Linked DNA regions of Homo sapiens: region 2 is linked to region 1. Evidence: read pairs that join two places in POLR2A ChIA-PET (ENCODE). Cell type or tissue: OCI-LY7. All regions are shown on one strand. Each heading gives the region's core, and the rest is flanking DNA. Links, peaks and the distances in the headings are about the cores only. Region 1 has its middle 100 kb from the start of LINC01121. Region 2 has its middle 80 kb from the start of SIX2.

Evidence for each region. ChIA-PET counts read pairs that join two places held together with the same protein. Peaks named below come from ENCODE experiments on the same cell type or tissue, not always from the same donor. Only the 100,000 strongest peaks of a DNase experiment are listed, where the experiment ranks them.
Region 2: POLR2A ChIA-PET joins it to region 1 with 11 read pairs; 2 of 35 experiments call an interaction of 5 or more read pairs at or near these places.

Annotation. Positions count from the first base shown.
Region 1 is chr2:45,147,033-45,163,224 of GRCh38, reverse strand. No RefSeq gene overlaps it. Among named protein-coding and RNA genes, the nearest start is that of LINC01121, 100 kb to the left of the region's middle. In OCI-LY7, for the core only: no CTCF peak of the experiment used is centred there; no DNase peak of the experiment used is centred there.
Region 2 is chr2:45,081,361-45,097,552 of GRCh38, reverse strand. No RefSeq gene overlaps it. Among named protein-coding and RNA genes, the nearest start is that of SIX2, 80 kb to the right of the region's middle. In OCI-LY7, for the core only: no CTCF peak of the experiment used is centred there; a DNase peak (open chromatin) is centred at 7,482; H3K4me3 peaks cover 986 bases; H3K27ac peaks cover 2,255 bases.

The DNA of each region.
Region 1 (16,192 bases), core at 5,701-10,700:
CAGTGATGATCAGTGTTCATATTTCTGCCGTTGCCCATCCGTCCCACATCAGCCAGTCCTGCTGTGGTCAATATCTGCTGATTTTATTTGGATGAAAATGAATTTGTTCTGAAATGCTTCCATAAGCTGTTTTTTGAATGTTCATGGCTTTCATGTCTACCAGCTCCCCCAAACACAACCTTCTTCACCAGAGATGGAAGTCACAGTGTGATTCACATCACTGTGTTTTCCCCAAAGGGCAAAATAACAGACTGTACAAATAAAGGGACAGCTTTCCCCACCACAATAGGATTAACTTTCAAAGGTCTTGCAATGGATGTAGAAACCCTTCTTGGCACCAAGGCTGACATTTGGTCCCAAATGTCACTATTCTGGAAAACGTGATTTCTTGCAGTTTTCACTGGCCTTATTTATGCAACTCAAATGCTTTTTCTCACATCAGATTTTCACCTCAATCTAGTCCCACAGTCTCTTAGTCATCCCTGCTTCTGAACTGCCTGATGGCCAAAGGACCCCATGACTTTTCTCCAGGATTCTCCCTTCTTACCCCTTGGATGCGGCCTTCTCCTGGGGCTCTTTTCTTCCCCACGTCTTCTGGGGCTGCCTTTTGCTCTTCAAGATAATGTGCATCCCCCTCACCCCGACTCAGCAGCTTTCTCCCCATGGTCCAAGCTACTCCTCTTTCCTTCTCTCTTGGCGATATGCACCTTCCTGCATCACCAGCCTCTGTAACCAACTGGCTTCCGAATAAAATCCTAGTTGTCACCTTTAGGGTTGTAAGCCTTGGCCATCCTGGGAGCTCTTCTTTCAAAACCAGCCTTTCCCAAGTTTCTCCCTCAGGCTTTCTCCTCCAACCAAGCTCACTGTACCCTTGGCCTTGCTCTGTCTCCCTTCTCAGGCTTTCTTCATACCTGAGGAAAGGTATACTTGTCTGGTCCTGAGTGAAGGGGTGGGGGGCTTCAGGGAGTGAGGAAGGATAGGCTGGAGCCATGACTCCTGGCGTCCCTTGGTTCGTCCTGACTTCCTCCTTATAATGATCTATTAAAACAGTTCTGGAGCCTGTGGTAACCACCTCCCTCAGAATCTCTCCTGGGACACCTGCCCACCAGCACCATCCAAAAGCACAGTACTTTCCAGGTGAGTGTGTTGAGACTCTCCCTTCTCTGGCAATGGAAACACCTTCCCTTTTGTGTCATGTCCTCAAGGATGTTTCTTGACAAGAGCTGCACTTAATTCAGTTCTTTATAGAACCTGGCCTCTTGCTATCATTGGATTAAAAGTCTCATTCAATTATGTTAAATGCAATTAATTTAAAATGTAAAGATAACTTGGGTTTGCTCTTAGAAGTGAAGGATAAAAAAGAGAGGATGCTGAATCTCTGCTCCCACAATGGAAAATGAATGTGATCAAGGGAGGTGTTAGGGTGACCAGCCCTGAAGTGGGGAACTCCCCTGGGAGAAGCCAAAGCTTGTTATGTCCCAGCAACTTTGGGAGATGGAAAGAAGTGTTCACAACAACTCCTACCTACTTTGATGTGCAATTTCCTAATCTTTAAGCAATCAAGATTTTGAAAATATTCACACACTACTGAGTAATTAATTACTCAAAAACATCAACTTAACTACATTCTCCCTAACAAGTAAACATTTCGTGCACACATAAGCAATTCAAGTCTTCACAATTCTAATATATCAAATTCCCCTAATTGTTTTAAATGCCTTAACAAATAAATCGACAGTAATTTGATGATTGCAAAACTCATCAGTTTACTTACACAGTCTGTTACAAAAGGGCTAACACCACACACTTAAATGTGATTCTTTTTCTTTGTTTTTATTCAGGTCTTTTTTTGTCGAGTTGCGTATGATTTCTACTCAACTATCCTGATGAGCCATAATTACCTTTTCAGCTGAGCTAATGTTGCAAATACAGGTGGATGGTCTTAATTCAGGACAGGGGATAAGGGAGTGGAGTATACTCTCCAAAATGCTGCGGCTCAAGGGCAGTGTCACACAGGCTGGGCACCTTGTGATGCAGAGACTTTGTTCATTGCAGCAGAACTATTCAAAACATAGGCTCTGGCCAAACAGATGTATTTATTTATTTATTTTGAGATGCAGTCTTGCTCTGTTGCCCAGGTTGGAGTTCAGTGGCACGATCTTGGCTCACTGCAACCTCCACCTCCTGAGTTCAAGCAATTTTCCTGCCTCAGCCTCCCAAGTAGCTGGGATTACTAGCATGCTCCACCATGCCTGGCTAATTTTTGTATTTTTAGTAGAGATGGGTTTTCACTGTGTTGGCCAGGCCGGTCTCGAACTCCTGTGATCCTCCCTCCTTGGCCTCCCAAAGTGCTGGGATTACAGGTGTGAGCTACCGCACCTGGCCAACAGATATGTTGTTATGGTTTTGATCTTAATCTTTTCCCCCAGATAATGCTTGTTTTGAGTATCTTCCCTTGCCAAACATATAGTCTGATAGAAGTCAACTTTGTAACTGCCCCCTCTGAGTGTCTTCTCTTTGTTTTACAGCAGGTATAAGCCCATTTTGCAATTGCTGGTTCCCAATGGGCCCTGTCCTGATTCTATTTTTGATTCAGGTACTTGGTAAATTTGGATTACCAAAACTATAGAGTTGCGGTGTTGATGTTCTGTATTCCACTAACTAACTACAAGACAAGTAGTTAGTTGTCAAGTAGTTAGTGACTTGCCTAGACAAGTCACTTTCCCTAAGCTCCAGTTTCCTGTCTTAGACACCATCTCTGAAGTCCGGTCACATCTAACCATCTGTGACACTGATGCTTGAATTCTCAGTGGCAAATTGTATGCCACATACCACATATGCTGAGGATGTGGACCTTCAGGGGTTGGTGTAACCAGTGCAAGCTGGAGTTAGAAAAGCCCTGCGATGGAGACCATGGGCCAAGCAGAATCTTGAAGAAGGGTAGAATTAGATTGAAAGAGAAAAAAAGAAAAGACAGTCTAGAGAGTGGGGGAAACAGGAGCAAAGGCCTGGCAGCAGGAATTAGTTGGCCCCATGAAAGTGGCCTGCAAAGTAAAAATATTCAAGAGGAACCATAGTGGGTACAATTACCACTAGGATGGGTATGATCATTTAGTGAAGTTGAACTTGGACATGTCTATCCTGGCAGCTCTATTATCTGTTACCTAACATTCTTCCAACTTGACAATTGCTTATAAGATTTTCTTTAAAGATATAATTTTAAATCCAGACATACCTTCGTAAAAGGGTGTTGAGTCTATGTTCTCTGTGCCAGAAGTTGGAGGGGAAGGCTGCTATCTACCAGACCCTGAGCTTTATGAGTGCCACGGCTCTGCCACCTTTCCCTCTTCATACCCAGCCCCTGTCCTCCTGTTGCAGTTTTCTGTTGTGGCATAAGCAATGCCCCCCAACACACAAGGGCTTAAGACAACGATTCGTTATCTCTCATGATTCTGCAGTGGTGTGTCAGGGTTCAGTCAGGTGGTTCTGCTCCACTTAGTATTAAATATAAGTGGGGTCACTCCTTGACTACAGTCAGCTGCTAGATGGGCTGGGCTGGAAGGCCAAGGCAGGCTTCTTTCAATGTCTGGTGCCTTGGTGCTTCTTCATGTGGCCCTTCCTTCTGTCGGGCTTTCTCCCCACGTGGTGGCTCTATTAGGGTGGTCAGACTTCTTACTCGGCTGCTGACGTCCAAGAGAGAGGAAGCAAAAGTTGTCTTAAGAAAGAACTGTGGCCAAGTGCGGCGGCTCACGCTTGTAATCCCAGCACTTTGGGAGGCTGAGGCGGGTAGACCACCTGAGGTCAGGAGTTCAAGACCAGCCTGGCCAACATGGTGAAACCCCTGTCTCTACTGAAAATACAAAAATTAGCTGGTTATGGTGGTGTGCACTTATAATCCCAGCTGCTTAGGAGGCTGAGGAGGGAGAATCTCTTGAACCCAGAAGGCAGAGGTTGCAGTGAGCTGAGATCATGCTATTGCACTCCAGCCTGGGCAATATAGGAAGACTTTGTCAAAAAAAAAAAAAAAAAAAAAAAAAAAAGAAGAGAAAGAAGAAAAAAGAATAAGAAAAAAGAAAGAAACTGTGTTTGGGAGTTCCAGAATGTCATTTCCACGGCATTCTATAGTTAAATCAAGTCACAAGGCCAGCCCAGATCAAATAGAGATCTTGATGGGAGGAAAAGCATGCCAGGAAGAATTGATGGGATGGTAACTATATATATATATATATATATATATATATATAATTTGTGTGTGTGTGTGTGTGTGTGTGTGTGACAGTGTCTTGTTCTGTTGCCCAGGCTGGAGTGCAGTGGTGCAATCTCGGCTCACTGCAACCTCTGCCTCCTGGATTCAAGCAATTCTCCTGACTCAGCCTCCCAAATAGCTGGGATTACAGGCATGTGCCACCATGGCCAGCTAACTTTTCTATTTTTTTGTAGAGACAGTGTTTCGCCACGTTGGCCAGGCTGGTCTCAAACTCGTGGCCTCAAGTGATCCTGATGGTAACCATCTTTGAGGACTGTCTACTCCATCTCCTCCCACTGAATGGTTGTTCATACAAGTTGCTAGAATAATTCAAACAACAGCGGGCAAATAGACCTCAAAGCCAATACCAATCCCCATGCCAGGTGTTGGAATTTCCCATCTGTGAGCAATGGCAATAAATGCTGGTGGTTCTGCTCATTTCAACTCTTCACCCTACACCTTTGTTACTGCTCTGTTTTTTAAGTATCAGTCTTTCCTCCCCCTAATTAGTCCAAAAGCTCACAGGACAGGGGCCACCTGTTCTTCTCTTATGTGACTAAATTTACCTCGAGTCAGGATGGTAGGTTCTGAAGGAAGTTGAATTTGTATAAAAGTCCGTGCATTCATATTTCTTGAGCACTAACTAAAGGTGTAGAGTTTAGTTATAGCAGTGAACAAACAAAACCCCCACACTCATGGAGCTTACACTGTTACTGAGTAATAATAATAACAATGATGATAATCATATCTACTATGTATTAAGCACCTATTCTTTCTCTACCAGATATTATGCCTGTTGTTTGACTTACATTGTGCTCTTGATCCTCCCAACAGCTCTATTGTTGTCTCCATTTTACAGAGGAAGAAAATGAGGCTTTAAAAAGATTATGTAATTTTCCCCCAGGCCACAGAGTTTAGTAGTGACAGAGACAGGATCCAAATCCAGGACTATGAGGCTCTAAAATGAGGTCCATAACTTCTCTTCTGATACTAGTTAGCAGAGCAGAATGTTGATTCTCAGTGCAGTTTTCAGTTATCCCAAGAACATGATGATATTGCCAAAACAAAAATAGTAGGCAAGCACATGCAAGTGTGCATGTGTGTGTGTGGTCACGCACATGGGTGAAGTGGTTGGTGTTGGGAAGCCTAACAACTCTAACACTATAAAGCAGTGGTTCCCAAAGGGGTCCATGAGTCAAAACTATCTTCATAACAGTACTAAGACATGATTTGCCTTTTTCATTCTCATTCTCTCATGAGTGTACACTGGCATTTTCCACAGCTCATATGATGTGTTATATCACAACACCCTGGATGCAGAAGCATATATGAGAATCAAGCCGGCTTCTAATAAATCAGACATTTAAAAGATTTTCAAAAACTGAAGTCCGTGCCAGGCTTCTCACTAGATTTTGCTGCTAGTTCTGAATATGTAGTTATTTTTCATAAAAGTGTTATTTGTGTTAATACATAATGGATTTATTATTGTTATTTTTAATGAAGTAATGTTCAAATTTTAATGAGGTAATAACTGGTCCGTTTTTCTCAGTCTTAATTGCTAATATGGAAATTATTGATAGATATAATTCATATAAGCAAACGCTCATTGGAATCCTCAGTAATTGTTAGAGCATGAAAAAGAGTCCTGAAACCAAAGAGTTTGAAAATTGCTGCTGTAGTGTGTTGCAACTGGGAGAAAAAAAAAGTTGGACGCTAAAGATGTAAGTCTTCTTCCTGAGTTTTGGGGAGCATTTTCAGAGATCTAAAGGAGGTGAAATGAGATTCTTCAGGGTTAAGAGGAGAGAGCATCCTGGAACCATGAAGAATGCTTTGAAAGTTAGAGTCAAGCTGCATGTTCTGTTCTCTCCTACCCCCGCAGTCCAGAAGTCCTGGCAGAAGCTTAAAGGTGAGACATGCTGTGCCCATTGCAGATTATGGCAGTAGCCATTTGCTAAGGAGACTGAAGCTCTCTTTTGCGCTGGAGAGCCAATGCTTTAGAAAACACTGCTGTGGTGGACAAGTGCATGGCCCTGACATCTGAGAGTATTGTGTCAGGGCTGATCTTCATACACCCAATATCTACAAACAGATTTGATTCAGAAAAGAACACAGGCAAAGCAACATCTGCTTATCGTCTTGATTCTCTGGAGCAGTTAATCCTTGGCTCTGAATGAAAACTGGGAAAACAGAGGCTTGGAAGCCAGATGCTACAAATGAGGAAATGCATTGCTTTGTCATTGCTGAATGAACCCCCTGTCTTTAACTCCAGCTCCCTGCATTTGGGGTAAATAATCTCACTGAGCAACTTGATTAGATCTAAGCCACGCATTTAGTTTTTCCTAAAACATTTTTGTCACAGCCGTGAAGATGTGAACGAAGCATCTACACAAGTGACTAGGTGTACACAGCCCAGCCTCACCTGATGTGACCTTCAGTCAGAGAAGCAGAAGATGCCTACAGACTGGCAAGTGCATGGAACCAGCCCCAGGCTAAACAGTGACTGCTAAAAGGCTGTTAAGTGTGCAAAGGAGCTCATCCCTAAAGGTGGGATTCCAGGCCCTGAGACAAAGTGGAATAAGGTGAGTCCAGGGAGAAAGGATTCATGGCTCATGAGGAACAAATCATTGCTTCCCTGTAGAAAATGGGCACCATAGTTCTCTTTGCTGTCACCACTGCCAGCATCTCCTTTTCCGCTCTTCTTTCCTACTCCTTGCTTGTTTCTTGTTTCCCACTCTAATTTCAAGGCCATTTTTTCTTTCTACACTTTTGCTTCCTTTTCTAGGCTTGGGGCCTGGAATTCATGGCACTTCTGGAGACATGAGGTACCTTCAGTTTCAGAAAATAAGAAGCATGTGAATCTCATCTTGGGTAGGTTTTCTTTAATTTGGTTAGGATAGTGATACTATCTTTATACAATCCCAGTAATGGAGATGCATGTATCTGAATATTTAGTGTCATGCCAACCACATGTTGAATTGTTGACAACACTTATCTCAAAGGCTCTTAAGATGACAAGGTAGTGCACCTCCAATGGAGGATCCCAGGCAATGAGACAGAACAGTGTGAGTGACATTCAGGGTAGAGGAGATATTCCAGCCCTTCTCCAGTTACACCAAATGGCCAACCATCTAGTTCAATTATGTAAAAGGCAGCCTGCATCAATGTTCATCTGCATATGAGATTTGCTTGTAAACTAAAATGACTTCTGATAAAATTAGCTTCTACAGCCAAGAGATATGGGGCCTTTAAATTTCACATTAGTAATCTTTTTTTTTTTTTCAATTGAGCATTCCTCCAGCAAAAAAGTGACCTCTTAAGCTCTTAAGGCCCCATCTGTAAGAATGAGTTGACTGGGTGACTTAGCTCCATGAACGGAGAGGTAGAGCAGCATTCATTTATTCATGCAACAAATACTTAATAAGGGGTGGCGGGGGGGGGGGGCTTTCTGGCAGAATGTGGGGAGGGGCAGGTATTACTAGCTTTATTCACACTTCAGATTGAGCCTCCTGGGCAGCAGGACCTGCTTTGCAAACACAGCCAGAGTCTCTGAGAGAGGTCTCTCTGCCTCACAGTGAAGAATTAACCTCCAGAAATCAAGAGAAGAGGAAGAGAAGAAGAGTCTATAGGCTCCGTAATGTCAGCTTGCCATTCAGAATGGTACAGCAAGCAAAGTCTTCCTTCCCTTGCTTTGCCTTCTAGAATTTGGCAGAAAAGAGCCCTCAGAAGCTCTGCATGAGCATGGCCACTTCTCTCTTGAGCAGGTCAAGCGGGAGCCCTCTGCTCTGAGGCTGCTTGGAAGGGAGTTGGAAAGGCCCTTCCAGGCTCGCCCCTCAGCCTCTCTCTAATGCTGGCTTACTCTCCTGGTCCAAGCACTGGATCAAACTCCGCTGGGAAAAGAACCAGATTAAGTCCTATGCAGGCATTAACCCTCAGTGGGACAGTGGTGAGGAAGCAGCAGCTGGTAAAAAGAAAAAGAGAGAAGGAAAGAAGAGAGAGAAAAGAAAGAAAGAAAGAGAGAGGAAGAAAGAAAGAAGGAAAGAAAGAAAAAAGAAAGAAAGGGAGAGAAAGGAACAGAGAGAGAAAGAAGAGAGAGCGAGAGAAACAAAAGAAAGGAAAGAAAGAAAGAAAAGAAAGGGAGAGAAAGAAAGAAAAGAAAGGGAGAGAAAGGAAGGGAGAGAAAGAGAGAGAAAGGAAGAGATAGCGACAGAAAGAAAAGAAAGAGAAAGAGAGAGAGAGAGAAAAGAGAGAGAGAGGAGAGAGAAAAAGGGAGAAAGAAAGAAAAGAAAGAAAAAAGAGAAAAAGAAGAAAGAAAAAGAAGAAAGAAAAAGAAAGAAGAAAAAAGAAAGAAGAAAAAAAAAAAGAAAAGAAAGAGCGAGCCAGGTATTTGGAATAAGACAACTTGGATTCAAATCTTAACACTTCTTAGTTGCATGATCTGGGACAGGTTACTTAACCTCTTGGAGAGATGGATATTTATTTCCTTCATTACTGGTGAAACGAGGAGAATGATATTGCAGGCTGATATGAGAGTTCAGAGAGAATGTTTGTTAAATACATTTTTCTGTTATAGAGCAGTTTGGTTATAGTGGCAGTCATTATTAATTGATTTTATCAGATCTTTCTTTGAGTGACAGCTGGCTGGGAGGAAGTCTGGCAGGAGGCCTGGGGAGGAGGGATGGAGGAAGGGAAGGTGAGGCCTCCCCCATGAGAGTGTGGTCCAAGGCAGGCTGGCCTGCAAGGGCTGCTGGGATCTAGAAGGCACAGGAAGCCACAGGGAAATAGAGGAGGAATACAGGGGAAAGGGGGATGTAGGAAAGAAGTGAGAAAGATCCCCAAATCAAAGTGCTGATCTGGGGAGGCATATGAGACCCCTGGGCTTGGCTTCTGTTGCTGAAACAGAGACTATTGAAGATCCAGAAGTGATGAGTAGAGGCCTGGGGCCTGCCCTGTGAAACAACTCAGGGAGCAGAGAAAGGAAGTCACGGGAACCTCAGGCTTCCACTCTAGGGTGACTTGTAGAGAAACTCTTGGGGTTCTGCATTCTTCGGGCTGGGGTGAGGGTCTGTCTTGCGCCTTGCAATGGGTGGGAGAACTCTCCAGGCATTGCTTTGGTGGGAGAGGAGCAGTGGGCAGGCGGTTGGCGGTCAGCCTTAGACATTGGGAACCGGCGCTTTGCCCACTCACTGGGAACCTAGAGGCCAGGATGAGGTGAGCCACAGAACCCCCAGATTTAGCTCACAGCTGATTAAGAAACCGCTTCTAATAAAGACCACTCATTTTCTTCTTCTGTAAAAGGAGACAACAATAGAGCTGTTGGGAAGATCAAGAGCACAATGTATGTCAAACAACAGGCATAGAACAGTCTGTTAAAGTCTTGGGCATCCCAGGTTATCTAGACTTCTGAGGCATTCACAGTTTTACCCAGGGAAGCACAGCCAGTTCCTTGGAGAGGAGGGAGAACTCCTGAAACTCACTGTAAATTAACTTTAGACTGATTTGTATAGGCCCCAACTATGCTAATGCAGCCTCAAGGGTTGAACAGGCCTCCCCAAACATGAACAACCACAGTAAACGCTCTCCGAGTTCACTCACGCTCCCTGGCCGCCAGGTTCTTACCGCATTGTAAACTATACATTTGCAAATCTCACAGCTAATCCACAGTACAGCCTGTGTGCAATCCAATATGGGTCTGAGAGCCCGGAGGCACCCTTGTGGCACAAGCAGACCCTGTCTTAAGCCTCACACTGAAAAGTACAACCCGTTAGCCAGACTGCAAAATATGTAACTTGAAGTCCCCCTGCCATGAGAACCACGTCTCTGGAATTTCCTGGCTTCGGGAGGGGTGGCGTTCAATTTCTAACCTTTGCTTTATGTTGCTGGAGCCCTCGCATTTTATTCCTGGGGTCGTTTCTGTATTCAGTAGGGAGGTGAGGGGGCAGGGATAAAGGAATGAAAGAATCTCCCTAGAAAAACGAGGAGCCGAAGGCTGCTAGGAGTGCGCCATGGAGCCCCATCCGGGCCTCGCACGGTGAGCTAGTGGACCAAGCAATGCAGACACAAGCCGTGGATGTGCTCCTTCTGCCCCCTCCCCACAATGCCAGGGTTTTCCCACAGCCTGGTAATTGTGGCAGAGAGTGAACAGCTGTCATATCAGGACAAGAAGGCCAGGCTTGGGGTCAGAAAACCTCGCTGCCAGCCCTGGTTTTGCCATTTGGTCTCTGAGGGTCCTTGGGCAAATCACTTTATCTGAGTTTCAGCTTCCTCCTTCTTAAAGGGGTGAATGGACCCTCACAGTGAATTGTGAGGATTGAATGAATGAAATGGGGAATAGAGGGCACCCAGAAGTCAGTCTAGAGAGTTCTTTGCAATATCTAGATGCAGGAATTCTTCCTCTACAATTGTGTACAGAAATAAATAATCTCTTGAGCAGCCCCTGTGCTTGGAATATCTTGCTCGGTTATGAGGGTGACGCTGAGGACAATAAGCAAGGCCACCATGAATGCACCACTGACTGCTGAGGACAGGCCACCAATGCACTCAGAAGATGATTGACGCAAGAAGGCATCTTTTGCTAACAGTCAATAAATGTTAAAAAGAGCTCAGAGAGAAGAATGAGCATTAAATAATGCATGATAGATTTTTTTCACAGAGAAAAGAGAGCTTGAAAATGCTTCATCTTATTCTCTTTGGCCTCCTGGGAATATTTTTCATGCCCCAGAAGTCTAGCAAAATGTACCCAAATTGGAACAGTCACAAAATGTACCCAAATTGGAACACAGTGGCAGCAATATGTTTAAGAGTGGCTAGCTTTGTGAAAATGATAGGGTGGGTGATTTTTTTTCATACTTTTTTATGCAGTGAAAATTGATCATTAGAAAAATTCCCAGTAACTATTCATTTAAAAATAAAACAAAATACAAATTTTTTAAAAATCTGAACCAGGGAGTTTAGCTCTGTATGGTCTTGAGCAGGTTACTTAACCCTTTTTAACTTTTGTTTGTTTTCATAAGTGGAAAAACAACAGTAATTCTGCTAACGTCAAAGGGTTCTTGTAAGGATTAAATAAAGTAAAGCAAGTAAAGCACTGAAAGGAGCACCTGGTGCTTGGTAAATCTCAATCAAGTTTAGTTATTATTATCGTTGTATATTATCATCACAATGATCAACTCATTCTTGAAATTAAAAAATAATGGAATGAGGTTGTATTTGTTGTTTTTGCACTGCTATAAAGAAATACCTGAGACTGGGTTAATTTATAAAGAAAAGAGGTTTAATTGGCTCACGGTTCTGCAGGCTGTATAGGAAGTATAGCAGCTTCTACCTCTGGGGAGGCCTCAGGAAGCTTCTAATCAGGGCAAAAGGTGAAGGGAGAGTGAAGCTTTCACAGGGTAGGAGCAGGAGCAAAAGAGAGTGAGCAGGGAGGTGCTGCACACTTTTAAATAACCAGATCTCATGAGAACTCACTCACTATCGTGAGAACAGTACCAAGAGGATGGTGCTAAACCATCGTGAGGAAGCTGCCCCCATGATCCAATCACCTCCTGCCAGGCCCCAGCTCCAACACTGGGGATTACAGTTGAGCATGAGATTTGGGTGCAGACACAGATCCAAACCATTTTAGAGGAGTTGGTGTCCTCCTTCCTGGATGGCAAAAGGAGAGTAATATGAGCAGGCTCAGGCAGAACAAGGAAGAATCCAGTTCTCCTTAACAGGAATAACAAGGTCTATTGTTCCCAAACAGGCAGAGCCAAAGCATGCTAAGTGAGAAATAGTCCTCCCACCATGTGAGAGTACGCTGGGCTGCCTTTCCATTTTAAAGAATTGCCTTGGTGAGATGTCTTCAGTTCTTCTGGTAAGTAAAATAGCCAGTCTTTCTTTTTAGGAAGGAAATTGAACTGGAATTGGAGACTCCACATTCACCCTGATAAGAGCAGAGCACAGTCCACCCCTTTAGAGTGTGTGTGACAAGCAAAAGAAAGCCTCATGAGCATCTGACCCAAGTTCTGCAAGGAACAAGGTGCTAAGGGGCAGCACCTCCTCTTTTTGTTGGGAGGGGGTGCTACTAAAGGGAGAACAGAAGCACCTGACTCTGGAAATTTAAGAAGATGGTGGCAGAGATCGCTAGCTGCCTCCTAATATCCATCTCTTTTTTTGCTTTAATAACAGATCCCAGAGTTTTAGTTGGGCACGTGGGTGCCCGGATTAAAGGCAACATTTTCCAGCTCCCTTGTCTGTCAGTGTTGCCATGTGACTAGACTTTGGCCAGTTGGATGTGAACAGAAGTAATATGTGCAAATTCTGGGTCACATCCCTAGAAAAAGGAGCATGGGCTCCTCTTCTCCCTTCATCCTCCTTCCTCCTACTGGACTGTAGACATGATGACAGGGAAGCTGGAATGGCTCCTAGATCACAAAAAGGGAGCTGTGTGCTGAGGACTGCAGAGCTGCAAGACAGGAGTCAGGGTTCACACACTGCCAAGATGTCTGGTAGACACAAACTGTTCATGCTCAGACTGTTAAAGAGAGAAACACTCCTACCTTATTTAAGCCATTCTTATTTTGGTCTTTATTACCGGAGCTAGACTTGTTTTCTACTTAATATGGAGAATAAGATGAATAAAAGACAAGAAACTGGATTTGGAGGAGAACAGTTGGAAGAGTGAGAATGTTCATGGGGGACCCTCCTTGCAAAAGTCTAAGACTGGAAGGGCCATTGATTCAGAACAAGGAAGAGATTGAGACATTCAGAGATTGAGCCCTTGCCTCTCCCATACTCTGTACTACTCAATGAAAGCTGCCCAACCTCAGGAAAGAACTGCATAGACCTGGGCCTTTTTGGTCTGGTGGGATTTTACAGGACAAGTTGGTCCAGGGAATTAAAGTCTTTTCTGCACTTTTAATAAAGCAGTACTCCTCAAAATGTGGACTGCAGACTGGTGTCAGCACTAAAACTGTCTGTAACCATGAGCTAAGTATACAAATTCAGAGTTAGCATTTAACAACTTCTATAACAATTTGACATTGTAACATCTCAGCACATGGTTATTTTTCTAGTAATTCACTTTTATTGTATTTGACAAAAATGTTATTCTGCAGTGGATTGGAGATAAAAATTCTGGTTCTTTATCGCAGCTAGTTTGAGAGGGAGAAAAGGGCTAAAAATGCATTGGGAAGGTACTCCAAGTATAAAGATTTCTTGATGTTTCCCATAGATATTGAAGTATGACAGCTGAAAGAGAAAAATAAGAGGCCCTGCATCCACTGCCATTTGTGAGCTCAGCATTATGCCATCACCATGGGCAGAAAGTGAAGCAGAAGTCTTCACTAGATGCCCTCAGCTAGCCAAACACACTGACCCTCATACAGAAGCAAAATGAGCATGTGTTAAATATTTTGTTTAACACATTAAATTAAAGAGCTACTAAGATGTGAAAACTGATTCAAAGGAGGATGTAAAGAACAGGTGTGTGTGTGTGTGTGTATTTTTTAAAGTATTTTTTATTTTTCCATAGGTTATTGGGGTATAGGTGATGTTTGGTTACATGAGTAAGTTCTTTAGTGGTGACTTGTGAGATTTTGGTGCACCCATCACCCAAGCAGTACACACTGAACCCTATTTGTAGTCTTTTGTCCGTTGCCCCCTCCCATAATTCCCCCCAAGTCCCCAAAGTCCATTGTATCATTCTTATGTCTTTGTGTCCTCATCGCTTAGCTCCCACATATCAGTGAGAACATACAATGTTTGGTTTTGCATTCCTGAGTTACTTCACTTAGAATAATAGTCTCCAATCTCATCCAGGTCACTGCAAATGCCAGTAATGCATTCCTTTTAATGGCTGAGTAGTAGTCCATCACATGTATATACCACAGTTTCTTTATCCATTCATTGATTGATGGATGTTTGGATTGGTTCCATGATTTTGCAATTGTGAATTGTGATGCTATAAATTTGCATGTGCAAGTATCTTTTTCGTATAATGACTTCTTTTCCTCTGGGTAGATACCAAGTAGTGGGATTGCTGGATGAAACGGTAGTTCTACTTTTAGTTCTTTAAGGAATCTCCACACTGTTTTCCATAGTGGCTATACTAGTTTACATTTCTACCAGCAGTGTAGAAGTATTACCTGATCACCGCATCCGTGCCAACATCTACTGTGTTTTTGATTTTTTGATTATGGCCATTCTTGCAGGAGTAAGGTGGTATCTCATTGTGGTTTTGATTTCTATTTCACTTTCCCTGATCATTAGTGATGTTGAGCATTTTTTCATATGTTTGTTGCCCATCTGTATATTTTCTTTTGAGAATTGTCTATTCATGTCCTTAGCCCACTTTTTGATAAGATTGTTTGTTTTTTTCTTGCTGATTTGTTTGAGTTTGTTGTAGACTCTGGATATTAGTCCTTTGTCAGATGTATAGATTGTGAAGATTTTTCTCTCACTTTGTGGGTTGTCTGTTTACTCTGGTGACTGTTCCTTTTGCCATGCAAAAGCTCTTTAGTTTAATTAAGTCCCAGCTATTTATCTTTGTTTTTGTTGCATTTGCTTTTGAGTTATTGGTCATAAAATCTTTGCCTAAGCCAAGGTCTAGAAGGGTTTTTCCAATGTTATTTTCAGAATTTTTATAGTTTCTAGTCTTAGATTTAAGTCCTCAATCCATCTTGAGTTGATTTTTGTATAAGGTGAGAGATGAGGATCCAGTTTAATTCTGCTACATGTGGCTAACCAATTATCCCAGCACCATTTGTTGAAAAGGGTGTCCTTTCCCCACTTTATGTTTTTTTTTGCTTTGTCAAAGATCAGTTGGCTGTAAGTATTTGGGTTTATTTCTGGGTTCTCTATTCTGTTCCATTGGTCTATGTGCCTATTTTTATAGCAGTACCATGCTGTTTTGGTGACTATGGCCTTATAGTACAGTTTGAAATCAGGTAGTGTGATGCCTCCAGATTTGTTCTTTTTGCTAAGTCTTGTTTTGGCTATGCAGGCTCTTATTTTGTTCCACATGAATTTTAGAATTGTTTTTTCTAATTCTGTGAAGAATGATGGTGGTATTTTGATGGGAATTGGATTGAATTCGTAGATTGCTTTTGGCAGTGTGGTCATTTTCACAATATTGATTCTACCCATCTGTGAACATGGTATGTGTTTCCATTTGTTTGTGTCATCTATGATTTCTTTTAGCAGTGTTTTGTAGTTTTCCTTGTAGAGGTCTTTCAAATCCTTCGATAGGTATATTCCTAAGTATTTTTTTTTTTGGCAGCTATTGTAAAAGGGGTTGAATTCTTGATTTGATTCTCTGCTTGGTTGCTGTTGGTGTAAGAAGAGCTACTGATGTGTGTACATTAATCTTGTATCTGGAAACTTTGCTGAATTATTTTATCAGTTTTAGGAGCTTTCTGGAGAGCGCTTTAGGGTTTTCAAGGTAAATGATCATATTATCAGCAAACAGTGACAGTTTGACTTTTTCTTTACTGATTTGGATGCCCTTTATTTCTTTCTCTTGTCTGATTGCTCTGGCTAGGACTTCCAGTACTATGTTGAAAACGAGTGGTGAGAATGGGCATACTTGTCTTGTTCCACTTCTCATAGGGAATGCTTTCAACTTTTCCCCATTCAGTATCATGTTAGCTGTGGGTTTGTTATAGATGGCTTTTATTACATTGCCTTATGTCCCTCATATGCCAATTTTGCTGACAGTTTTAATCATAAAGCGATGCTGGAGTTTGTCAAATGCTTTTTCTGCATCTATTGAGATGATCATGTGATTTTTGTTTTTAATTCTGTTTATGTAGTGTATCACATTTATTGACTTGCGTATGTTAAGCCATCCCTGCATCCCTGGTATGAAACCCACTTGATCATGGTGGATTATCTTTTTGATATGTTGTTGGATTCAGTTAGCTGGTATTTTGTTAATGATTTTAGCATTTATGTTCATCAGGGATATCA
Region 2 (16,192 bases), core at 4,876-9,875, 65 kb after region 1:
TTCTATCTGGTATAGTGTCCCTTTGGTTTGAGGAACTCCCTTTAGCACTTCTTGTAGTGAAGGTCTACTGGCTATAAATTCTCTCAATGTTTGTTTATCTGAAAATGTCTTCATTTCACCTTAATTTTTTTGTTTTTGTTTTTGTTTTTGTTTTTGAGACGAAGTCTCACTCTGTTGCCCAGGCTGGAGTGCAGTGGCACAATCTCGGCTCACTGCAGCCTCCGCCTCCTGGCAAGCGATTCTCATGCTTCAGCCTCCCGAGTAGCTGAGATTACAGGTGTGTGGCACCACACAGGTAAATTTCTGTATTTTTTGTAGAGATCAAGTTTCACCATATTGGCCAGGCTGGTCTCAAAATCCTGACCTCAGGTCATCTGCCCACCTCAACCTCCCAAAGTGCTGGGTTTACAGGTGTGAGCCACTGCGCCTGGCCTTCTTAATTTTTTAAGGATATATCATTTCAAGATTTAAGGTTGAAGGTTTTTTTCTTTCAGCACTTTAGAGATGTTTTTCAAATGTCTTCTGGCTTTTGTTGTTTCTAATTTTAAAAACCAACAGCAATACAAATACTTGTCACCTTGTAGATAATTTTTCTTTTTTCCCTCTGGCTTCTTTTAATATTTTCTTCATATCTTTTTAAACAATTTGACCATGATGTGTCTGTATTTATCCCATTTGGGATTTGTCAAACTTCTTGGATCTGTGTATTGATGTTTTTCATCAAGTTTAAGAAATATTCGGCCATCATTTTTGTTTTCATTTTATTTCTGTCATGTTCTGTCTTCTGTGACTTCAATTACATATGTCAACTACTTGATATTATTCCACATGTCACTGACGGTTTGTTCATTTAAAAAAATAGTTTTGTTTTCATTCTGCTTCAGTTTGAATAATTTATTTTGCCCTATCTCCAAGTTCACAGATCCTTCATTCTGAATACCCCAATGTCCCAGATGCTATGAATCCCATCTGAAGACATGATTTCAGATATTGTATTTTTCAGTTCTAAAATTTTCATTGGGTTTTATAGTGCTTCCAATTCTTTCCTGAAATACTCCCATATAATTCTTTACTCATTCTATCCATCTTTTCCTATACATTCTCTAGCACATTCCTAATAGTTATCCTTGTCTGATTCCAAGTTGAGGAGCATTCATTCTACAAATTGCTGAATAGTGCTCTTCAAAAGTGCCCTGATCTGCCAGGCATGGTGGCTCACGCCTTTAATCCTGGCACTTTGGGAGGCTGAGACCGGCGGATCGCTTGAGGTCAGGAGTTCAAGACCAGCCTGGCCAACATATTGAAACCCCATCTTTACTGAAAATACAAAAATTAGTCCACCTGGCAGTGCCCGCCTGTAATCCCAACTCCTCAGGACGCTGAGGCACAAGAATTGCTTGAACCCAGGAGGCGGAGGTTGCAGTGAGCCGAGATTGCACCACTGCACTCCAATCTGGGCGACAGAGCGAGACCTTGCCTGAAAAAGGGAAAAAAAAAAGTGTCAAGACCATGAAAAGAAAAAAAGACTGAGGAACTAACCCAGATTGGAAGATACTAGGGAGACATGACAATGGAATTCTGAGTGGGAATTTGAAGGGGGATTCTGAGCCCTCTTCATTCCCTGCTGTGTATACCCACAGCCTCAGCTAGGAATACACTGGCCCCAACCACACAGCCTCAGGCTAGTAGACCACTGTCCCCACCCACTTACCTGTGCTGGCATGGTCACTTCACCAACAATGCCTCTGGTTATGGGCTTTGCCCACTGCTCCAAATCTGGTGAATTCCCTACAATCCTGGCAGAGAAGCTGCCAGTATTCTTGACCTGCCCAGGCCTGGCAAACTTCACATCAGCTAAGTTGGGGAGAGGAGCAGCCCCAGGCTAAGACGTTACAGATTGCCACTGTCCATACCCGAAGTTTAGCAGTTTTTCAAGCATAAAAGCTTCTCAGGTGGTCTGCCTTTGATCAGTTTCCAAAGTACTGAAAAGGTTATTTTTATCAATTTTGCTGGCTTCATAGTTGGTTTTATGGGAAGAGAGGTTGCCAGTTTCCTCATTAGGCCATAGCCAGAAGTCCTGCATGAATGTTTGTTAAAGAATAATTGGAGAGAGAGAAATGTATTAATAAAGTTAGTCTATTAGCAATATTATCATAGATGTGTGAAGGACAGATCATTTGCAATGAATGTACATAAAGATGCCAATCTTGCTTGGGACGAAGACAGAATTTGTTAACTTAAATAAGCATATTAAAAATGTAAGAGCAATTGCTTAAAAAATAGACATAGACTATACAATTTCAAACTAGTCAAGGAAACCAAGGAAGAATAAAGAAAACTCAGTGGATCCATTAGAGGACTAAAAAGATGGAAAGGAAAAGAAAGAAGTATGGTAAATTAAAAATGCAAAATTATATATCGGGACAAAAGTCCCACTATGTCGGTAATCACAGTGAAAGTAATGAATTAAGCTTTCTTTTTATGATAAATAGAGTATTCAGATGGATAAAAAGCCAAAATCTAGATACACATTGATTACGAGATGTAAATCTAAAAAATAAAGACACAGAAAGATTAAAATTAAGGAATGGAAGAACTACATACTGTGCAAATATTAACCAAAAAAGAACTGGTATAGCAATATTAATAAGAATTACTTAACTCTAAAGAAAGCAATCCTGTGAGAAAGCATAGCTATTATATTGCTTTCAAGGGATTATAAATTGCTACAAACTCTGGGAAGTAATTTGTTAATATGCACCAAAGACCTTAAAATAGGGTTTTTTAAATTATGAAATTCCATTTCTTGGAATTTATCCTAAAGAAATAGGCATATGATGAGCAAAAATACATATAAAATGATGTGCCATAAATAGTAATTGTTAAAGCAAGGGGTTCTGGAGTCTAGGCTTAAATCTCTGCACCACAGTTTTCTGATTGATAACATTGGCATAATAGTTATAGCTATTTCACAGGGGTATTATAAATATTAGATGAGGAAATACACATAACACATGTAAAAGAGTAGCTGGCACATAATGATAAAAGCCAATGCTTACACGATGTTTAATATATTCAAGTTCTAAGGCATTGTTCTAAGAGAGCGAGACCTTTATACTCATTTAATTTAATGAGTGTAATATATGAGTGTAATGATTTAATTGGAATAGAATCACTTCTGAGATTGTACTAGTAGGTGCTATTGTTATTATCTTCATTTTAGGGATTAGGAAACTGAGGCACCAAGAGCTTAGTTAACTTGCCCAAGGTTATACATCTAGTTAGTGCTTGGGTCAGGATTTGAATCCAGGGAGTTTAGCTCCTAAGTCTGTGCTTTTAACACTGTGCTACTATTAATAAGCTGCAACACTGAAAAGAATACAATTGGGGATTTGGATAAATATTCGATTCATAAAATGGAACACTGTACATCCATCTTAAATTCCAGTATAGAAGTAGAGAAAAATAGCTAAATTGGATACTTTACTATGTGACAGACACTACTGTAAGCATTTTACATAGATTATCTCCACTGATCCTTATAAAAACTTAGAAACGAACTATTATTATTTCCTTCCAGATGAGGAACCTGGGGCACAGAGTTTGGGTAACCTGCCCATTATCCCACAGTTGCCCTGGCACAGGCAGGACTAGTACGTTGCTGTCTGACTCTCCCCCATTCTTAACACCACATCAATGTTATGTAGACAATGGTCACAAACTCCCCAGCCTGCGTTCCTCAGCCTGCCCCACCCTCACTTTGCATCCCAGTGATGCCCAGATTGCAATTCTTCCGAGGGAAAAGCCTGGGAATAACTCTTATAGTTTCCCTCTTTTTCTCATCTCCCGCCTTGGATCCATAATGGAGTTTCGTCTGCCTCCAAATTTATCTCAAATCTACCCACACTTTTCCATGTTTCCGAGCACCAACCCCAGTTCCAGCCATGTCATCTCAGTGACAGTAGCAGTAACCTCTCTACAGATCTGATTTACCCGCTTGTCTGCTCAAATCTACTATTAAGCAGCTGCCCGGAAGATCTTTAAAAATGTAAAGAAGTTTAAAAAAGAAATCATTTTATTCACCTGCTCAAAGTCATTGAAAGTTTCTGCGTCGCAGTTTGCATGCGCTCTACACATGCCTTCACACATCCTGCAAGGTCCCCCACAACCTGCTGCCTTTGTCCAAGGCTTCTTTCTGGGCTCACTTCACCTACAACTCTCTTCTAGTTCTGAAGCCCTCCATGCCCTCCTCTACCTGGATGGCTCCTCCCAGTACAGTTCACAGAGCTGATTCCTTCTGATCCTCAAAAACCCATCAAGATGTCACCTCCTCAGAAAAACTATCTCTGACCACCCAGTCTAAAGCAGTCATCCACTAGCTCCAATGTTCTCCCTTACACATTCCCCCATTCTTTTTCCTCCTAACACATCATTCTTTCAGCCAACAAGTATTTCCTGAGCATCTACTATGTGTCAGGCATTATTCTAAGTGCAAAGAATACAGCAGTAGACAAAACAAGGCTTACCAGAGCTTGTCATTTTATTTTTATTTATTCCTTTATGCAGTAGGATCAATCACTTAGATATTAATTTTTGCTTTATTCCTGTGGATACAGAAACCCCAGGAAGGAAAATGTGATTTCCCCTCTCCCAATTCTCAAAGCAGCTGAACCTGTGTGGTCTAACCAGTCTAGGCTCTTTGGGAGGGTCATAGCTCCCAGCTATTGGTGAGTTTCTAGGGAAGGGGCTAGCACTGGGCAAGGAAAGGAAGGAGTGGAAGCTGGTGTTTTTAAAAAGAATACTGCACCAGGAAACTGAGTAAACTCCTGGGTGCAGAATTCAGTGGGAGCAGGGATTTCCTCTGAGGGTGCAAAGCAGATGTCTCCATGGTGGGAACCCACCTGGGGGTTGATAGAACAGAGGAGGGCTTTGAGCAAGCGATCTCCAGCCCCCCAGGGAGCAGGTCCCCCAAGGACAACCCCAGAAACTGTGACAGCAGTGGGCTGAGGATGTGAGAGCTGCCTCCAATTTTCTGGCCACAAAAACCCCAGGATTTTGGTACGATCCATGGGAAAGGAAATGACCCCGGCCGCTAATGTGGAATTTGGTGCAGACTTTGGCAAGGGTAGAGCTGAGATCCAGATTTGATGGGATTTAGGGAGAAAATTTCACACCCGAGTGACGTGGAGCAACTCATAACAGTTTCTCTCGTCTACTGGGTGCCTCTTCCTCCGTTCTAGAAGCCAGCTTTGTGCTATGCTATTGTATTCAGGGCCTACTAGAACACATAGCCCCTCGGGACTTGGTATATGTTTGTTAAATGGGTGTTTCTGGAAAATTATACATTAAAATGTTAGTATGACTAACACTGAAGAAGGGGTTACAGGTGATTTTAAAATGAAAGTGTAGGCCAGGCGCAGTGGCTCATGCCTGTAACCCCAGCACTTTGGGAGGCCAGGGCAGCGGATTGCTTGAGCCCAGGAATTTAAGACTAGCCTGGGCAACATGGCAAAACCCCGTCTCTACAAAAAACACAAAAATTAGCCAGGTATGGGGATGCGTGCCTGTAATCCCAGCTACTCAGAAGGCTGGGTGGGAGGATCGCTTGAACCTGGGAGGCGGAGGTTGCAGTGAGCCGAGATCATGCCACTGCACTCCAGTCTGGGTGACAGAGCAGGACTCTGTCCAAAAAAAAAAAAAAAAACGTAAAATAAAATGAAAGTCTAATTCATCATCACTGTTACAAATGCTCCTATCTTTGACTCTAAACTTTTTTTTTTTTTTTTGAGACAGAGTTTCACTCTTGTTGCCCAGGCTGGAGCGCAATGGTGTGATCTCAGCTCACCGCAGCCTCCGCCTCCAAGGTTCAAGAGATTCTTTTGCCTCAGCCTCCTGAGTAGCTGGGATTGCAGGCATGCGCCAACACATCCGGCTAATTTTGTAGACTCTAAACTTCTGTTTCAAGGAATTTCTTCTAAGGCTATCCGAGCATATGTAAGGATATGCATATACAAGGTACTTCTGAAGCCTTTTGGTAATTGCAACAGATTGGGAACAACACAAATAGCTATCAGTAGGGGACTTACTAAATAAATTGCAACAAAATATTATACAGCTGAAAAGAAAACTCTTCATATAATGAAAGAGAATTACCCCAGGATATATTGCTAAATGAAAAAAACAACAGATAGTGTGCGTGATATAATAGGTCAAAGGAAAAAAATAATGGGCAGGAATGTGTGTTTGCTTATGCATCACATACCTCTGGAAGGGTAAAGACACTGATTGCCTCTGGGGAGGGGAACTTTGTGTCTGTGGAGTGGGGCGGAAGGGAGAGTTTTTGCTGATTATCTTTCTGACTTTTTTGAGCTTTTAATCATATTAATATGTTTTCTATTTTTAAAAAATAGTTAAATATCCAAATAAAATCCTTGTTTTCTTTTCTGTTTCTTTTTTTTATTTTCTCATAAGTGAAAAACTACTTGCTTTTCTTAATTTTGAAAAAGGAAAAAGAGGGTGGTGATTCCTCAAGGATCTAGAAGGAGAAGTACCATTTGACCCAGCAATCCTATTACTGGTATATACCCAAAGGATTTTAAATCATTCTACTATAAAGACACATGCACACGTATGTCTATTGCAGCACTATTTACAATAGCAAAGACTTGGCCCAACCCAAATGCCCATCAATGACAGACTGGATAAAGAAAATGTGGCACATATACACTATGGAATACTATGCAGCTATAAAAAAGAAAGAGTTCATGTTTCATGTCCTTTGCAGGGACATGAGTGAAGATGGAAACCATCATTCTCAGCAAACTAACACAGAAACAGAAAACCAAATACCGCGTGTTCTCACTCATAAGTGGGAGTTGAACAATGAGAACACCTGGACACAGGGAGGGAAACATCACATACCAGGGCCTGTCAGGGAGTGGGGTCAAGGGGAGGGAGAGCATTAGGACAAATATCTAATGCACGTGGGGCTTAAAACCCGGAGGATGGGTTGATAGGTGCAGCAAACCACCATGGCACGTGTATACCTATGTAACAAACCTGCATGTTCTGCAAATGTATCCCAGAACTTAAAGTAAAATAAAATTTTAAAAAAGGAAAAAGAGGTAACAAGGGAACCCCATTGATAGAAAGTAAGGTCTAATTGAAAAGGACAAGAAATCTACACCATTTTTGGCCTGGAAATGTGTTTTGAGGTGCCCCTTTGTATTAAGGATGTTAAGCCAAATGTAGCTGAGCCTTTTCATCAATGAAACTAGTAATATAATAACATGGGAGGGTGTATTTTCTTAAAACATATCCTGTGGATTCCTCTAAATAGAAGTGATTTTAAAATTCCGTTACATTGCAGTCTTCTCTTTAGACCTTATTGTCATCAACATCTGCTTTTTAAAAGAAAACAGCTCCTACCCAAGGAATACCGCTGAGCTCTGTCAAAGCTACTTACAGGAACCAAAACTGTCTAAGTCTGGGGCCTGAACGTATGCACGTGTGCAGCTGTGGGGCTGATGCAGAACCGAATGAAGAGCTGGGTACAGAGCACATGGGAAATAAAATCAGTGTTGGCAGCGGGTGGGAAACCAGGCGCTTTAAAAGCTCAGGGTTTTAAGCTGTCTTTAGTTTCCTAGCCTAACAAATGAACACCCTAGATGAGATAAGAACCCAAACATCCTCGAAATGTATCTCCCTGTACTTTTATTATGCCACCTGCCCTCGTGGGGCTTCCAGAATTCAGAGGCACATCATGATGGTCTCCACTGTTTGGGAGCTGTACACTGCAGATGTCCTCACTGGATAATCAACAGGTAAGACCTTCTTTAATTAAGTCCCCGCCACACAGTGTTTTTGAGCTGGAAGGGCTATCTCCAGCTTTTCTATTTCCCAAATAAAGAAGCCAAGTCCTAAGGAGTATAAGTAGTTTGTCTAAGATCACCCAACAAGGTAACGGCGAGACTTGAGCTCTTGATACAGCACTCCTTCTATTGTTTGTTGCTGTTGTAGTTATTGTAGCATGGATGCATCTGTAAGAAGCAGATCAGGGTTGGGGACTCCTTTCAAATGCTGGTGGCTGGTGGCACTGCTAATTTGCTGGGAGACGGTAGACAAGTTCCTTACACTTGCTGAGTCTCAGTTTCCTTGTCCCAAAACTAAAATAAAACAAGAACAATCTCACGGTTTGATGAAATGGCCTGGAAAAGATAAGATTTGGAGTAAATACAAGTATCCCATCCCTACTTTTGGTCTCTTCGCAGATGGACTCTGTTTCTTTATTTGCAAAATGGAGAAAATGGAGATGGCCCTACGGTCCCCTCCAGCTCAGACATGCTGTGAAAGGCCTTTGTATACAGAAGGTGCAGGAAAATGTTTATTAATTTTAATTGATTGCAGTACTATTTACCCACATTGACTTCCAGGCATTTTGTTAGCTCAGAGAATAGAGTTGCTTCCAGTTTTACCCCTAAGCTTTCGTTGGGACTTCGCGGCTGTCAGCTGTGCATTTTTCCTTCCCTGCTGCTCTGGGGTGTGGGCCTGGATTCAACTCATGGACTGGGAGCAGTCAAGGGTTTTCATTTGCCACAGGAAGATCATGGGCAAGTGAGCAGAACCCTGTCTCACATGAAGGACCATAGGTATTTTTAATTCAGGGCTTGAGCATATAGATGGCAACCAGGGAAGAATACCCTTTCTCCCTCCTTCCCGGTCCTCCTCCCCAGCCCACCAGCTTTGCTGGTTAGTCCGTAGCTATGAACCAGGAAGGGGGGGAGCACCAGAAGCCCATCAATCACTACTACACTCTGGCCCCTTGGCTCTCTGGCCTGTTCCCATCCATCTGGTACTTGTCTTAAAGGCAAGAGTAAAGTCCTGAATACCCCCGGTTCCTTTCTCCCTAAGGAGAGGCCAAAACAGTAAGCTGAGAGAAGAGAAGGGACGTAGAAAAAGATACACTGAGAGGCAAATGATTTAAAGCCCACCAACCATTTCAGAAATGACTAAGCCTGTGATGAACAGCTGGATTCTACTTCCCAGGCTTATACTGAGGAATAAGTGAAATTAAATAAGGCAGTATATGTAAAATACCTGGAACAGTGCCTGGAATATGGCATAAGCTCAATAAAGGGCAACTGTTATTGTTATTGAAGTCCTGGATTTAAAGCCAGAGACTTAAAGCTGGAAGAATGTGGTGAGAAATTTTAAAAGCCACGCACATACATCAGAAAAACTAAAATATAAAATAGTGACAACACCACATGTGGGCACGGATGCAAATCACTCATCCATTGTGGGTAGGATTATAAAATGGTACAGCCATTCTGGAAAAGTTTGATAATTTCTTATAAAACTAAACATGCAATTACCATATAAGCCAGCGACTGTACCCTTGGGTGTTTATCCCAGGAAAATGAAGTGTTTTATGTTTACACAAAAACCTCTACATAAATGTTCATAACAACTTTATTCCTAAGAGCCAACAACTGGAAGAACCCCAGATATCCTTCGATGAGTGAACGGTTAAAAAAACTGTGGTATATCTGTATCATGAAAAACTACGAAGCAATAAAAAGGAGCAAACTATTGATACATGCAACAATCTAGATGAATCTCAAGGGGATTATGCTGATTTTTAAAAATCAAATTCCAGGAGGTATCATATACTGTATGATATGATTCCATTTACATAAGATTCTTGAAAAGACAAAAGTACAGAGAATTAGGACACATTGCCAAAGTTCCAAGGTTACCAAAGGTTAGGGACGGGGTAGGGGTGGCGTGGAGGCAGTAGCCAGGGGGGAAGGTGGATGTGGTTACAAAAGGCCAGGAAAAGGGATCCTTGTGATGATGGAACTGTTCTCTCTTGACTGTGGTGATGGATACTACAGCCTCTGTAGGTGATAGAACTGTGTAGAACTTAATACACACATGGAAAACTGGTAAAACCTGAATGAGTTTAGTGGGTTATATCAACATTAATTTCCTGGTTGTGCTATTATTATACATAGTTTTGCACCCAGTTAGGGAAACCTGGGTAAAGGGTATTATTTCATAAAACTGCATGTGAATCTATAATTATCTCAAAATAAAATGTTTAATTAAAAAACAAAACTGTAAAGAATTGTGCGTGCGTGTGAAATACTATTTCTTTTTTTGTTTGTTCGTTTCTTCTTTTTTTTTTTTTTTTATTTTACTTTAAGTACTGGGATTCATGTGCAGAATGTGCAGGTTTGTTACATAGGTATACATGTGGCCTGGTGGTTTGCTGCACCTATCAACCCATCATCTAGGTATTAAACCCTGCATGCATTAGGTATTTGTCCTAATGCTCTCCCTCCCCTTGCCGCCTAACCCCCAACTGGCCCTGGTGTGTGATGTTCCCCTCCCTGTGTGCCTGTGTTCTCATTGTTCAACTCCCACTTATGAGTGAGAACACACGGTGTTTGGTTTTCTGGTCATGTGTTAGTTTGCTGAGAATTATGGTTTCAGCTTCATCCATGTCCCTGCAAAGGGCATGATCTCATTCCTTTTTATGGCTGCATAGTATTCCACGGTGTATATGTACCATATTTTCTTTATCCAGTCTATCATTGATGGGCATTTGGGTTAGGTCCAAGTCTTTGCTATTGTAAATAGTGCTGCAGTAATCATACGTGTGCATGTGTCTTTATAGTAGCATGATTTATAATCCTTTGGGTATATACCCAGTAATAGGATTACTGGGTCAAATGGTATTTCTGGTTCTAGATCCTTGGGGAATCACCACACTGTCTTCCACAATGATTGAACTAATTTACACTCCCACCAACAGTGTAAAAGTGTTCCTGTTTCTCCACATCCTCACCTGCATCTGTTGTTTCCTGACTTTTTAATGATCACTGTTCTAACTGGCGTGAGATGGTATCTCATTGTAGTTTTGATTTGCATGTGAAATGCTATTTCTATAGTAAGAATTCTAGAAGCACATTTACAGTTGCTTAAATACCAGATAATTGATTATTGCACTGCTTGTAATAGCAAAAGACTGGGAGAAACTTAAACATGTCTATCAATAGGGAACCAGTTAAATATAGTACAACCATGAAATGGAATGCTATGTAAATTTTAAATAAAATGAAAAAGCGTGGCTCATGCCTGTAATCCCAACACTTTGGGAGACCGAGGCGGGCGGATCACAAGGTCAGGAGATTGAGACCATGCTGGCTAACACGGTGAAACCCCGCCTCTACTAAAAACACAAAAAATTAGCCGGGCGTGGTGGCGGGCGCCTGTAGTCCCAGCTACTCGGGAGGCTGAGGCAGGAGAATGGCGTAAACCTGGGAGGCGGAGCCTGCAGTGAGCCGAGATTGCACCACTGCACTCCAGCCTGGGTGACAGAGGGAAACTCCGTCTCCAAAAAAATAAATAAATACATAAGTAAGTAAATAAAATGAAAAATCTCTTTATGTACTAATATAGAAAGAGTCCAAGGATATATTGTGGGTGGTGGGGGTAAAAAGCAAAATGAAGAACAATGGATACGGAATAATAAAATTCGTATGTTTTAAAAATTACTTGGATTTATATATATTTTTAAATTTCTAGAAGTATATACAAGAAACTAATAACAGTGGCTACCTGTTTTGTTCTGTTGTTTTTGAGGGGAGGGGCACAAATTAAAAAATTAAATGAAGAGAGGTTAAGGTTGGAGGGGGGTGGTGAAGAGGGCCTCACTGTATGTCTTTTTCCAGTAGGCAATCAAGAAGCACTTGTTTAGATGAACTTCCTCTCAACCGATGCCACCCCAAAAGAAGAACACTTGTGTCTTTCACATTCATTTGACAGTTACCACCCTCTAGGACACGCACTTCTGCTATTTCCCTGAATTTTTAATGAACATTGTGTCTGTGGAGCTGGGGCTTGGCTCCTTCACCACCTCGCCGTGGCTGTCTGTCCATCTGCCTCCTTTCACCACCCTGCCTGTGCCTAAGGGCCCCAGGGACAGTCCTCTTCATCTCTCCCTCAGGTGTCCATCCCAGGCCCTTAGGTGAACTGGGCCCTGCTTAGCCTTCAGTTCCTGTCCTGTCCCAGCAGGAGCATTCACCTGTATTAGAGCATTGTTTTCATGGTTTAGAATAGGCTCAACCAACTTATACCTCCAGTGGGCCATGCTGTCCCCCTCCACCTTGTGCCTTTGCACACATGGCCCTCTCGCCCTAGAACCACAATGTAGAGCTCCCTTTCCATTTATTTACTAGACATTTATTAAGCACCTACTATATGTCAGGTACTGTGTGAGAAAGGGTATGTACTGGTGAACAAAACAGACGAAAACACCTGTTCTCAATGAGTTTATAATGGTTTTAGGTGAAATGTCTGTTTCAGAAAAACTTGACCTCCTGAGCAGTATGGATGCCCCTCCTCGGTAACTACTGTGGCCCTGTTCTTCCGCATCTGCCTATGGGACAGGACTCCCTGGGTGGATCTAACGGGGTGACCCTTTCACATCGTGGAGGGAACTTCCTTCCACATACTGGCCCAGCTGGCAGCCCCGCCTAGGCCCTGCCCTGGCCAGGAGATTAGCTCATTTCATAGAATTATTTGGAAGATTAAGTGAGATAATTGGTTGCAAACTGACCAGCACAGCACCTGAGGCAAAGAAGAATAAACTTGTATTCACTGTAGTGTAGTACAGGGATTACACACAAGGATTTGGAGGTCAGGCAGGGTTCAAATCTTAGCGTATCACTTACTGTGACTTTGTGCAAGCTACTGAATTATTCTAATTCAGCTTCTTCATCTATCAAATGGGGACTCATTATAACAGCTAAAATGTTGTTAAAATGTAGTATGCACATTTTTAAGCTCATGCATCATTGTCTCTTCAATTCTCAAAAATATCCTGTGACTTGCATCCCTATTTTACAGCTCTGCGAAGGCACGCGCTGAAAATCACACAGCTGGAAATGGTGAATCCAAGCTGCCCAGTACCAGAGGGCGGGCACTTAACCCTCCACACACCCCAGTCTTTCCAGTAGAAACTACCTCAACAGGCTGTGGTAGGAGTTAGACGAGATGACACATATGAATCACTTGGACACCATGTTCAGCAAGTGGTAAGTGATCCATGCATATTCACTGTGCTCAATACTATTATTGCTGTTAATTTGCTTAGTGGTGAAATAGTTTCGCCATCTGTTTGGATAAAGATAGACTGATAAAGATTTAATTGAGGGAGTAAAGCCTTTTGTCTTATCCAGTCAGAGCAGAAGAAAGAGCAGCCCAGTGTCAGAGAGCTCAGTCAAGGTTGGGTCCAAGGTATTATTTCCCCACAGATGTTTCCACAGTGGCCTGCACTATGTAGGGCACAAAAGTGGACACAGCAGAACCTTGGTGGATACTTTATGACCTGGGCAGAATGGGATCAACCTGGAACTTTATAAAGCAAGCTGACCTCCTGCATAGGTCATCAGTCCACCCAAACGCAGGTATTTCCTGAGACCCTCCTATGTGTCCATGCTGCAGGGAGAAGGGAGAGGAGGGTGGCATGGGTGCTGTTGGAAGCCTCACAGAAGCGTGAGTGATAGACGGGCCAGCTCTCAGAAGCACTCCAGACAACACACGGGCGTGAGATGTTAAATAATACCATCTGCCATGCATGCACCTCCAAACCAACCACCAGCCCTGGGACCTAGCTGGCAGATCCATTTTATCTTTGCTCTCTCTATTCAACCCCACCCTCCACCATGGCCCAACATCCCCCCAAACATGATGGTGATGTTCAGTGTGGCTTCAATTCCCGTGACCTTGGGGGAATGGTCTGTGTTTCTGAATTGCTCTCCTTAGTCTAACCATCTAGAAGGAGCTTTTGCCTGATGTGGTGAAGTTTGGCCAAACTCCTTGCTCTAGTCTCCTTCATCACCCAGTTAGTCTTTGCCACTCCCCGAGGTTTACCCAGAAGCAGACAAAGCCAACAGGCAGGCTCAGACAGACAAGGTGTCCTGGGCAGGCTCACATTGGGCATTCCTTGAAACTGGTGGCTTAAAAATTCATTAAACATCTGGAGGAAACAGCAAGAGCAGTGGGTGAAGGGCAGGGAACACTGCTCAGTCTCACCCCCCACCATTCAGCAAAGCAACAGATCTGCAGTGAACAGACGCTGCCACCACTGTTCGTAGCCAACATCACCACCCAGAGACAGGTTAGCAACCACCAGTTGCAACTGAAGCACGTGCCTTTTGTGGCTTGTCAAACTATTCCTTCTAACTGGTTACAAAGCCCTCCTTGAGAGCACTTCCTTCATTACACAAATATTTACTGATCACTTGCCAGGGGCTGGGGATACTGCAGTGAATCAAATAGTCAGTAGCGGCTTTGAAAAATTTTATTTATTTAACAAACATATGTGACAAGCACCATACTAAATACTCTTCAAGATTCACTTATTTTAGCCTCATTTACAGCCCTTTGAAATCGGTACTATTATTACCCCCATTTTCCAGATGGAACAACTGAGGGACAAAGTTAAATAGCTTAAATGACAAAGCAGGATTTAGACCTGGGTGATTTGGTTCCTTAGTCTATATGCCAAACCCCAAAAGGCAAATATCCTTTTCCCTAGTCCATACCATTTGTTGCCTCTTGTGAACTGGCACCTCTTAACCTAGAAATGCCCTCAGGGCAGGGCTGGGCTCTCAGTTTTCCTCAAATGAACAGACAACAGGGCTGGAACTCCCTCCCCGACCCCTTCCATGCTGGTTGGGCAAAGACGGAGCAGGGCTTCCCTTCCCAATCTTGTGGGCTCAGTTCTTTCTGGGGAAACTTTGAATTTGGGGCTAGCATGAAGTGGAAATTCTGGGTACCTACCTGAGTCAGGCTCCATTCCTAGAAATCTGACATGACTGGGTCCCTTGTCCATACCCTGGCAGGCTCCAGCCCTCCTCAGATGGCAGAGGGCCCCCCAGGACCTGAGAGGAAGGGGCTTCCCCTCCCCTTGCTCTTAAGGGTGGTCTTCTCCTCCCCCTCTTCTCAGCCTCTCCTTCCAGGTCACCTTCCAGCTCCTCTGAGCTCACTGCAGGCCTGGGTGAGCTGACCAGAGCTGGGTTTGGAGAACCTGGCAGCGAGGGGTGTCCTTGGGGTTTGAACTTAAGCTCCTCAAACTGCTCAGAGACATTTCCCCAGATCTTTACCCTAAATGTCTCCATGCTGCAGCTCAACCCCATCCCATTCCTGCAGCCACTGCTGACCTCGTATCCATGAGTGGCCCATCCTTTCATGCTCTAACACCCCTTCCACACTCTGCACAGTTCTCACGTTCCCTCCTTCCACAATGCTCAGTTCCTGAACAAAACAGATCTTTCTTGTTCCCCAAACCCCATCTTTGGTTTAGTCTATAAAATTTGTCAACTTTTTCCCTAATGAAAAAATCCCTCAAGAGCATCAAACGAAATAACAGAGATGGTTTAATTTATTAATAAGATATTAAACTAATACCACATTGTGCCTGAGCAACACATTTGCCCACTTTGAAGCAACGTGGCAGAGCAGGGTATGTGTTTACTAATAAGATATTTAAATAATATTGCGTATGCATAACTTTTTGTGGCGCTTTTTGTATCTCATTGGCTCATCATAACAGGCTTTTGCAATGTCTGCTATAAATACCATCATTCTCTTTTGAAGGATAAACAGAGGCTTATAAAGGTAGGTTGACTTGCCTCGAGTCACATAGTCTCTCTTTTTTTTTTTTTTGGTGTAATGGATTTCTTTTTTCTTTTTTTTATTTTTATTTTTATTTTTTTTATTATACTTTAAGTTTTAGGGTACATGTGCACATTATGCAGGTTAGTTACATATGTATACATGTGTCATGCTGGTGCGCTGCACCCACTAACTCGTCATCTAGCATTAGGTATATCTCCCAATGCTATCCCTCCCCCCTCCCCCCACCCCACCACAGTCCCCAGAGTGTGATATTCCCCTTCCTGTGTCCATGTGTTCTCATTGTTCAATTCCCACCTATGAGTGAGAATATGCGGTGTTTGGTTTTTTGTTCTTGCGATAGTTTACTGAGAATGATGATTTCCAATTTCATCCATGTCCCTACAAAGGACATGAACTCATCATTTTTTATGGCTGCATAGTATTCCATGGTGTATATGTGCCACATTTTCTTAATCCAGTCTATCATTGTTGGACATTTGGG